Regions from separate parts of the Homo sapiens genome. Here region 1 is linked to region 2. Evidence: chromatin loops called from intact Hi-C (ENCODE). Cell type or tissue: Caco-2. All regions are shown on one strand.

Region 1 (5,000 bases), 340 kb before region 2:
AGGGTGAGGCAGCCAGCTGATCCCCTCGGTAGGCTCGCTGATAGCATCTAGAGGGCTTGCTTTTCCAATGTTAATAAGCGGTTGCTACAGGTAATCAGCAGTCACCTGATGATATTCAAGGCTTATTTCAAAGCCACATGCAGGGTTGTTGTTGTTTGGGGTTGTTCAAAATCATTCAAACAGCCCAAATCGTACTAATCCCATTCTTATCTGGTGATCAAATAGAAGCCGACTCGGTGATTGGAAAAGCAACTGGACACAGTCAGCTTGGAGAGGGGTGCTCCTGCACGCTGGGGGCCTGGAAAGATGAGGGGATCTAGGGAGGCCGGGCCGAGGCCTGGCTCCGCCTCACCTGACACTCAGCCTTAGACAATGACACAGGTATTTTATGCCCCATCCTGACATTTGCTCCCCCTACACTAACACACAGAAATGATCGTGAGGAACATTCCCCCCAACACGTCAAGGCCACTGTCCTTGCCAGTCCAGGGCTCCAATACCCCAACGTATAGTCCATTAAAGCCTCCCCAGGGCAGAAACAATTAATGATCTAATGATTAATGATGGCATTGCACATAGGAAACGCTGAACACATTGTGTGTTTGAAAGAATAGGTGAACAGATAAACAAAGGTGCAAACGAATTCCTACTGTCTGGGGCCCGAGGCGAGAAGACAGAAGGCTGCAGGCCAGGATGGAGGCTGCGTCTGGGTCGGGACTAGGCTCTCACTCCTGGCATTTCTGCCCACACTCTCCTGTCTCCTGACAATCTCAGAAACACAGACATGAATATAGAGACCTCCATGGACCAGCAACGACAACATGGGCTGGCCCTGGAGGGGTCCCCCTGTGTCATCAGGGATACCCACTGGGGACTCTGCCTGCGAGGCCAGGCATCTCCAGGTGGCATTGTGTTCTTGTTGGAGACGCACATCTAGAGAGGGAAGCAGTGGCTGCACCCAGTCAGCACTGTGGCCACCAGAATAATGCAGAGATATGTAGACACGTGTGACACCTACTATTGCTGTGGATTTTGCAAAAAAAAAAAATGTATTTTTCTTCTATAGAAAATCCCATCTTCCCTTGTCGTGGATAACTCAGGGTTCCTGAAGCGGGAAATGCCTCAAGAGAACATGCTCTTGGATCACGCTGTTTCTGCCTCTAATCTTGTCCTCAGGTACTGCAGACAGATAGAAACAAAGTGGTTTTGCCCAAGAACCCATGCTTGGTGACCTGACCTAGAGCCCAGCTCCCTCGTCTCTGCCGGGTGGGGCAGGAGTTGAGTGCCTCATGAGGCTCTTCTGCCATTTTGCGAGATCTCCCATCTCCTGTCACACACAATGAGCCCCTCCAACCATAATACACTTCCAAAGAGGCAGGCCACCTTCACCTCCCCCCCTCGGCACCTCCACCCTTGCACAAGCCATTTGCCTGTCATCTCAGTAAACTCTGCTGCCCTGGCCTCCACCAGTCCCTCATTCCAAATGCCAGAGCCCTGGGTCGCCAGCTTGCTCAGGAATTTCTCAGGTGATGCAGAGAACAGTGAGTCCTGGAAGTCAACCAGCTGAGAACTTGCTGCTCACCGTCTCCTCCTGAGACAGAGGAAGGGGTAGCTGTACTTGGAGGTTGCCCCACAAGCCGTCCCCACGGGCATTTGCTCACCTGAGTACACAGGTGCTCTTCCCAAGGGCCCCACCACAGCCTCCAGACCTCCCCCAGGACACCCTGTGGCATCCGGCTCTCCAGAGGCTGCCTCCTTGCACAGCGATGCCTTTGACTGTGCCCGGTGGTCTCCCTCCATCCCGCTCTCCCCTTCCGTCTTTGCTCACACTCCTGCCCGGCTTGCAGCAGAGCCCGGTTCCTCAGGTAACATCTTCCTTTCTGTGCTCTTCTCCTGCCCCAGCCGCACCTGCCTGGCTTTCCCCTTCTGCGTGCTGGTAGCATCCAGGTCCCACACGGGATGCCAGCAGTGCTCGCCGGGCGGCTGGAGGTGCCAGGGTGGTCATTCATTGCCACGTAATCATTGCTCACCTATCTAAGGGAACACGCACTCCCCTGCTCCTCTTGGCATTGTCCCCACTCCTCCCTAGCGCCCACCTCTGTATCACTATGGGCCAGTGAACCAGTGGCACCGAGATGTGGCCAGGGGCTCATCTCTGGAGTGGGAGGTGGGTTGCAGGCCACGTTATGCCTTAGCCTCTGGGCTAAGGCCCTGCAAATCCTCCGAGGAAATGAAAATATCCCGTGGGGCCGGAAGGGGGAGCTCATTAGGCCGTGATCTGCCAGTAAGTGACCAAATGAATTCGTCAGCCCAGCCCTGGCAGAGGCAAGATCCCTGAGGCATAGGCGGGGGAGGGGAGTGGAATCAGGACAACTCCAGGTGGAGGGGGCCTGGGAAGAAGGAGTGAGTTGGCAGCAGAGCTGGGCAGTGGGGGGCAGCGAGAGAGCATTGGATCCCCAGCCAGGAGCCCACCTGGGAGGAGAGAGGAGACAGAGGCGAGCCGTGCACCCCAGGGTGGCCACAACCAGCCTGGAGCTTGGGAGCAAATTGCTTTGCAGTGAGCCCAAATTAAAGCATCCATTATAGTTTCTGCTCTCAAGAAATCAGTTGATTTCCCCTCTGTTTAATCAATCAGAGACATCCACAAATGGCAATCTACGGGCCTCTCTGTGTCTAGCTCCTGTCTGGCTCTCTGCCCGGCACTCATCTGCATCCTAATCCAAGCAATTCACCCTCCTCCTCACGGCCCAGCTCAGATCTCAGGACCATTGTTCATCTCTCAGCCATTCTCAGGCCACAGGCAACAGCAGACTCAGATGTTTCTCGTCCCCACACCTCCATTTAACCAGCTTCGGCATGGCTGCCCCTGGAAGGTGAAGGCCATGGAGACATAGAAGGAAGGAGTGTGGAAACAACCTCTCTCTGTCTCCACAGCACACACATATCACAGCCAGGGGCCTGGGAACACGCCCAGGTCAGTCCCACGTAATCCAGCCCTGCAACTACACACATGCATTGTGTCTGCACCTGACCGTGTCCACACCTGTACTATGTTCAACCTGCATGGTGCCAAAACCTACACTGTGTCTACACCTGCCCTGTGTCCAGAATGCACTGCATTCACACCACACTGTGGCCACCCTGTACGGTCTATACTTGCATTGTGTTGACACCTGTACTGGGTCTACACCTGCGCCATGTCTACATCTGCACTGTGTCCACACCTGGACTATGTCTATACCCACACCTGTGAGGTTCTCACTTGTCCTACGCCTACACCTGCACCGTGTCCACACCTGTGACATCCCCACTTGTTCTACGTCTACACCCGCACCACGTCCACACCTGTGACGTCCCCACTTGTTCTATGTCTACACCCGCATTGTGTCCACACCTGTGACGTCCCCACTTGTTCTACGTCTACACCCGCACCACGTCCACACCTGTGACGTCCCCACTTGTTCTACGTCTACACCCGCACCACGTCCACACCTGTGACGTCCCCACTTGTTCTACGTCTACACCCGCACCACGTCCACACCTGTGACGTCCCCACTTGTTCTATGTCTACACCCGCACCACTTTTTTTTTTTTTTTTTTTTTTTTTTTTTTTTTTTTTTTTTCTACGTCTACACCCGCACCACGTCCACACCTGTGACGTCCCCACTTGTTCTACGTCTACACCCGCACCACGTCCACACCTGTGACGTCCCCACTTGTTCTACGTCTACACCCGCACCACGTCCACACCTGTGACGTCCCCACTTGTTCTACGTCTACACCCGCACCACGTCCACACCTGTGACGTCCCCACTTGTTCTACGTCTACACCCGCACCACGTCCACACCTGTGACGTCCCCACTTGTTCTACGTCTACACCCGCACCACGTCCACACCTGTGACGTCCCCACTTGTTCTACGTCTACACCCGCACCACGTCCACACCTGTGACGTCCCCACTTGTTCTACGTCTACACCCGCACCACGTCCACACCTGTGACGTCCCCACTTGTTCTACGTCTACACCCGCACCACGTCCACACCTGTGACGTCCCCACTTGTTCTACGTCTACACCCGCATTGTGTCCACACCTGTGACGTCCCCACTTGTTCTACGTCTACACCCGCACCACGTCCACACCTGTGACGTCCCCACTTGTTCTACGTCTACACCCGCATTGTGTCCACACCTGTGACGTCCCCACTTGTTCTACGTCTACACCCGCACCACGTCCACACCTGTGACGTCCCCACTTGTTCTACGTCTACACCCGCACCACGTCCACACCTGTGACGTCCCCACTTGTTCTACGTCTACACCCGCACCACGTCCACACCTGTGACGTCCCCACTTGTTCTACGTCTACACCCGCACCACGTCCACACCTGTGACGTCCCCACTTGTTCTACGTCTACACCCGCACCACGTCCACACCTGTGACGTCCCCACTTGTTCTACGTCTACACCCGCACCACGTCCACACCTGTGACGTCCCCACTTGTTCTACGTCTACACCCGCACCACGTCCACACCTGTGACGTCCCCACTTGTTCTACGTCTACACCCGCACCACGTCCACACCTGTGACGTCCCCACTTGTTCTACGTCTACACCCGCACCACGTCCACACCTGTGACGTCCCCACTTGTTCTACGTCTACACCCGCACCACGTCCACACCTGTGACGTCCCCACTTGTTCTACGTCTACACCCGCACCACGTCCACACCTGTGACGTCCCCACTTGTTCTACGTCTACACCCGCACCACGTCCACACCTGTGACGTCCCCACTTGTTCTACGTCTACACCCGCACCACGTCCACACCTGTGACGTCCCCACTTGTTCTACGTCTACACCCGCACCACGTCCACACCTGTGACGTCCCCACTTGTTCTACGTCTACACCCGCACCACGTCCACACCTGTGACGTCCCCACTTGTTCTACGTCTACACCCGCACCACGTCCACACCTGTGACGTCCCCACTTGTTCTACG
Region 2 (5,000 bases):
GTGGGATGCGGGTGGATTCTTAGTTTTCTTCACTCTGAAGAGGGACTGTTGCATGAGTTCTCCTGAGGCTAAGACCAGGGGCTCATAGAACCCAGGGCTGAAAGGGCTTCTGGCGTTGGCACTGTTGATTTTGGCATCGTCGACTTCATACTCCCACATTGCAGATAAAGAAACAGACGTCTCGAGGGGCTGCGTGGCTTGCCCGGGAGCTTGTGGGTGGAGCCCTGAGGATCTCCTTAGTCCACACAGACCGCAACCCTCCTTCACCACAGCCCAGTGCACGGGGACATCTCCAGATAATCTCTGACCCTACAAGGATGTTCAAGTCTCTAGAAAATACAACCCTGAAGGGCCTTGGAGACCAGCACTCTGACTGTGGAGATCCCAGGCGACATGGGAGCCCACTGCTCTCAGGCCGAGTCATGACAGTTCCGTGGCCCAAGGGAGCATGGAAGTGGGCAGAGCAGAAGCGGGGAGGGGCACAGGGCACAGGGCACAGGGCACAGGAGCAGCCTCGGTGACTGATTCTCTCAGTGGAACTTGTGGCATCAGCTGCCAGCCCTGCCTGGTGGATCTCAGCTTAACTCTGCTCCTGTAAGGAAACAGCCTTTGTGCAGGAAGTGGGTAAGAACAGGCTCTGTGGCTTCACTCGTGGAAGAAGAGCAGCTATGGAGCCAGCCAGGGAACCCTCCTCCAATGGGAGTGGCTGAGCCAGGGAACCCTCCTCCAATGGGAGTGGCTGAACCAGGGAACCCTCCTCCAGTGGGAGTGGCTGAGCCAGGGAGCCGTCCTCCAATGGGAGTGGCTGAGCCAGGGAACCCTCCTCCAATGGGAGTGGCTGAGCCAGGGAACCCTCCTCCAGTGGGAGTGGCTGAGCCAGGGAGCCGTCCTCCAATGGGAGTGGCTGAGCCAGGGAACCCTCCTTCAATGGGAGTGGCTGAGCCAGGGAACCCTCCTCCAGTGGGAGTGGCTGAGCCAGGGAGCCGTCCTCCAATGGGAGTGGCTGAGCCAGGGAACCCTCCTTCAATGGGAGTGGGCTGAGCCAGCTTTGGGCAGTTCTGGGAAAAACTGCTCGCGGCAGTACTACCCCAGCACGCCCCAACACACAGCTTCATCCTCAATCCTCCGAGGCACCCCAGCCTCCAGGCACTGCATGTGTCCCAGTCACATTCACCCCTCACCGTACCCCCTCCACACGCTCTCCAGAAAGAATCTAAAGCTCACACATGCACACCCGCTGCTGTCTGAAGTTCTGCGTGCAGCTCCATGCCAGGCCCAGCCGGGCAGACGGGACCCAAGGCACACAGGCATCAAGCAGGACTGGGGAGCGTCCAGGGGCTGGGGGGCCAAGCAGACGGAGCATCCGGAGGCTGGGGAGTGTCCGCGGGCTGGGGGAGCAGCAGGGGGCTTGGAGCTGGCAGTTGCACCCACATCTCCCCCTCCCACGTTCGCTCCTGGGTTTTGGGATCCCCATCAGGGAAGTCAGCAAAGGAGAAATTCTGATTTGAGTGCTCGGGAGTGAGGCCTCAGCGCGGCCTGTCGGCTTTTTCTCAGCCCCCAGGTGAGGCCCATGTGCGCAAGGGTTTAATGCATTAACTGTCTGGGGCACCTGCCTCTTAACTAGGCTCCAAGATGGAAGCAATGATGGTCTTGTGGAAGGATCTCTAGGTAGCTGGGGTGCAAGGAGCAGCATGCAGACGCAGGGTCCCTTCCTCCCTGGGCACGAGGCCACCTGCCCACACTGTGCCTCCCTTTCCAACTCCCAAATGTAGCTTCAGGCTCCCCTGACAACGGTGCTAGAGCACTTTGAAACTGTACAGAGGCACACACCTGAGGCATTATTTAGACCTAAGAAGAGGTGTCCATTACTTAAAATGAAGACGAAGTGACTCAACAAAGGCAGGCAATGGTCTAAAGAGAGAAAATCAGCTCAAAGGCACACAGCAACATAGTTCAGGCTGCACGTTCACATCCGAGCTGATCGCCTGCCTTAGGATGTCTACTTCGACAGAGCTGGCTGTGTGATCTTTCCAGCGTCCCCAGAAACTGCAGGGTCCTCATCTCTCAGAGCCTGCAGCCTTCATGCATGTGAGCCGGGTCTCCACGGGGCTCCACGGGGCTCCACGGGGCTCCACGGGGCTTGGTGTGCAGGCGGACAGGCATGAGGGCAGGAATCCCAGTCACCAAAGTGTCTCCTGCACCCTGCTTCACAGAGTGGCCCAGGCCGGGAAGAAGCCAGGCTGCACCCACAGTCATGGGGCCTGTGGCAGCTTGGGGGTGGCCCCGTGCCCGCTGCACAGCACTACTGAGAAACGCTGCACAGTGGGCACCCAGCGTAGCTGGCTCCACATGCCAGCCATGGTCCCCCGAGGCCCTGTGTGTCTTGGCAGCTGCCTCCCAGCGGGCCTGCCCTCAGCGCTGGTGCCATGAGGATGTGGCTGCAGGAGTCCAGAGAGCCCTGCAGCCACCCCAAAGCTCCTGGGCTTTGGCACGGAGAGGACAGCATTGCCTCAATCCACCTGCAGCCAGGCCACAATCAGGGTGCTGTGCAGAGTGTGGCTGGATTTCCTGGGCTATCCAGAGCCTGAGCCCTCCAGGAAGCTGGAGACTCACATCCCCAGGGCCCGGGGATGGGGAGGACCATGGAGTTAGGGAAAGGGGGCTAAGGTGCAGAATCCCTCCCAAATTCAAAAGGCCCTGGATGCAATCACAAGAGAACTGGAGTGCAGAAGTTCCACCGGCCAAAACAGGGAAAATCCAGAAAGAAGTGGAGACTGGATGGCTGGATGGAAAGAGATTGCGTGGAATTACTATAAGGAAGAAAAATCAAAGGGGAGAAGGACATGAAAGATTAGAGGCCAACCCCAGAGACTAGAAACAGAGGCAGCACCTGGAGATGCCAGGCAGGCGGGCTCCATAACTGCAGAGCCCAGCGGGTACAAATCTGGGAAAGGAAAGAGGGGATGAGGGGGGCGCAGAAACTGCTGACGGGACCAGGGGAGGATGAACGAAGGAGGCTGCCTGGCTTCCGGGCCTCCCGACCTGGGACTGCGGGGATTTCCCAAACCGGCCAAGCCCGAGCCGAAGGCAGAGTGAGGAGGCCATCTAGCGGCAGGGGCCGGAAGGAGGGGCAGGGGCAGTGCCCAGGAGGGAGCCTGGGGGCTGGGGCAGAAGAGGAGGCAGCTTCTGTCCTCAGCAGGGATGCTGGGCAAGGGGTGGAGGTGGGGGAGGGTGGGGGAGGGAAAGCTGGAGGAAGGAGCGAGGGAGGGATGCGCGTGACCCCAAGGAAGAGAGGCAGAGCCCAGGTAGATGAATAACGGAGCCCCAGCATGTCCGGATGTCTGGCCTTGTCAGGGAGGCTGGTGTTTGGAGCCTCTGCTGGTGCGGGGAGGGGGCCAAATGGTCTGGGGGGGGGGGGGAAGGCAAAGAGATAGAGCCACCTGGCCTCTGGAGGGGAAGGCAGTGCTGGGCCGTGGGGAGCAGGTGGGATGGAAGGACAGGGAGTGAAGGGCGGGAGGGCAGAGCAGCAGCTTCTCTGGGGGGCTCAGTCAGCAGCCTGGTCTATAACTGGGATTGCTTTCTGCGCCGAGCTCCCCTCAACCCATGCAGGGGGCAGGCCCTCTGAACTTAGGCGTGGGGGCAGGCTTTCTGGCCCATCATTATTTCACTCTGGAGGATCGGCCAGTCTACAAGGGGGGCGGCCCCTGAGGTGCTCTCCAGGGTGTCTAGGGCTGTCTGGAGATGGAGGGGAGGGAGGGGGCCTCACGCCATCCCTTAGGGCAGGGAGGTTTCAGGAAATGCCCTGAGTCACCCAAGCTCAATGCCAAGCCACGTCTTCTCCCTGCGCTCTGCTAAGAGGGAGCTGACCGCACCTGGGGGCACCCCACGTCCAGCTGTGCCCACAAGGAACTCTGTGCAGCTCAGGCTTTTGCTTCCAAAAGCACACCCCACCCACCCTGCCCCTTGCAGAGGTGAGCTGTGTGCACATGCCACCTCCCGGCAGGGCTGCACACCCAATCTCTCAGGCCCCAGGGTGGCAACCCGTGTGGGGGGCCTTCTGCCTGCATTTGGAAGGGAGTAAGTAGCGGGGAAAGACAGGGGGAGGAGGAGGGACTGGGGCAAGAGGAGATGCCAAGGGTGGAAGGCAGGGCAGTCAAAAGTTTGCAAATGTCCCACTGGGCCAGGTCGCTGGTCCAGCCCAGGCACCACCCAGTGATGTGACATCCACATGCTGTGCAGGTAGACACATCAAACAGGCCGGCCTCCTCTGGAGAGAACACGGGTCCTGTTTTGTGTCTGTTTTTACTGGGAACGGGACAGGCAGCGCAGACACACCGCCTGGAGAATCCCTGGGCTCAGCTGAGCTCCAGCTCCGCTCAGTGGAGGCTGCCGGGGCCTGGTCAAGTGGACGCTGCTCCCCCACGGTGCTCTCCTCCAGGGATCACGATTCGTCACAAACCATGGAAAGGAACAAGAAAGAGAGGCGGGAAGGGGAGCCCGGGTCAACCTCCCCAAAGGCACCCAGGCCACCGAGTCTTGTTAACGCTCAGCCTCTCATGCCCAAGACAGATGTGTCCTAAGATGCTCCTCTCCTTCTCTCCCCCACCACACACACAAAAAGTTGATCTGCAAAGGGAACTTCTGGAAACTTCCATCGTTTGAGGGCTGAGCTTCACAGGGGTCCTCTCCCCCTCCACTCCAAGGGCCCGGGGTCAAGGGAGAGTGTTTAACTTCACAGGGCCACATTTGCAGCATCTGATGACTCCTCAGGGTCAGGATTTCCCCTCCACGTAAATAACCCTCACTCTCTAATCCTATGCTAGAGGAATCATTGCACATGAGTGGGATGGCGATTGAGAAGGGGAAGGGCATGATCTGTTTTTTTTTTTTTAAAAAAAAAAAGAAAAGCAGGGTTGAGAGGGAGCTTCAAATTTTATTTTCCTGGTTTACTTAGGACTTTTGAGTTTTTTTCCTTTTTCTGCAAAAAGTGAGGTGATTAT

The links. A loop is a pair of places that touch in the nucleus more often than their neighbours do. Peaks named below come from ENCODE experiments on the same cell type or tissue, not always from the same donor. Only the 100,000 strongest peaks of a DNase experiment are listed, where the experiment ranks them.
Region 1: it touches region 2 in a loop (5-fold over the local background); 14 of 110 quality-filtered maps call a loop at or near these places.

The regions. Positions count from the first base shown.
Region 1 is chr7:156,154,280-156,159,279 of GRCh38, reverse strand. It overlaps LOC105375602 (a long non-coding RNA gene), which reads right to left. Exons shown (of 3, transcript XR_928249.4): 3 at 1,113-1,179. Among named protein-coding and RNA genes, the nearest start is that of SHH, 340 kb to the right of the region's middle. In Caco-2, no CTCF peak of the experiment used is centred here; a DNase peak (open chromatin) is centred at 2,279.
Region 2 is chr7:155,813,534-155,818,533 of GRCh38, reverse strand. No RefSeq gene overlaps it. Among named protein-coding and RNA genes, the nearest start is that of SHH, 3.6 kb to the right of the region's middle. RefSeq lists enhancers at 2,328-2,829, 3,128-3,771. In Caco-2, a CTCF peak has its summit at 3,112; a DNase peak (open chromatin) is centred at 3,083.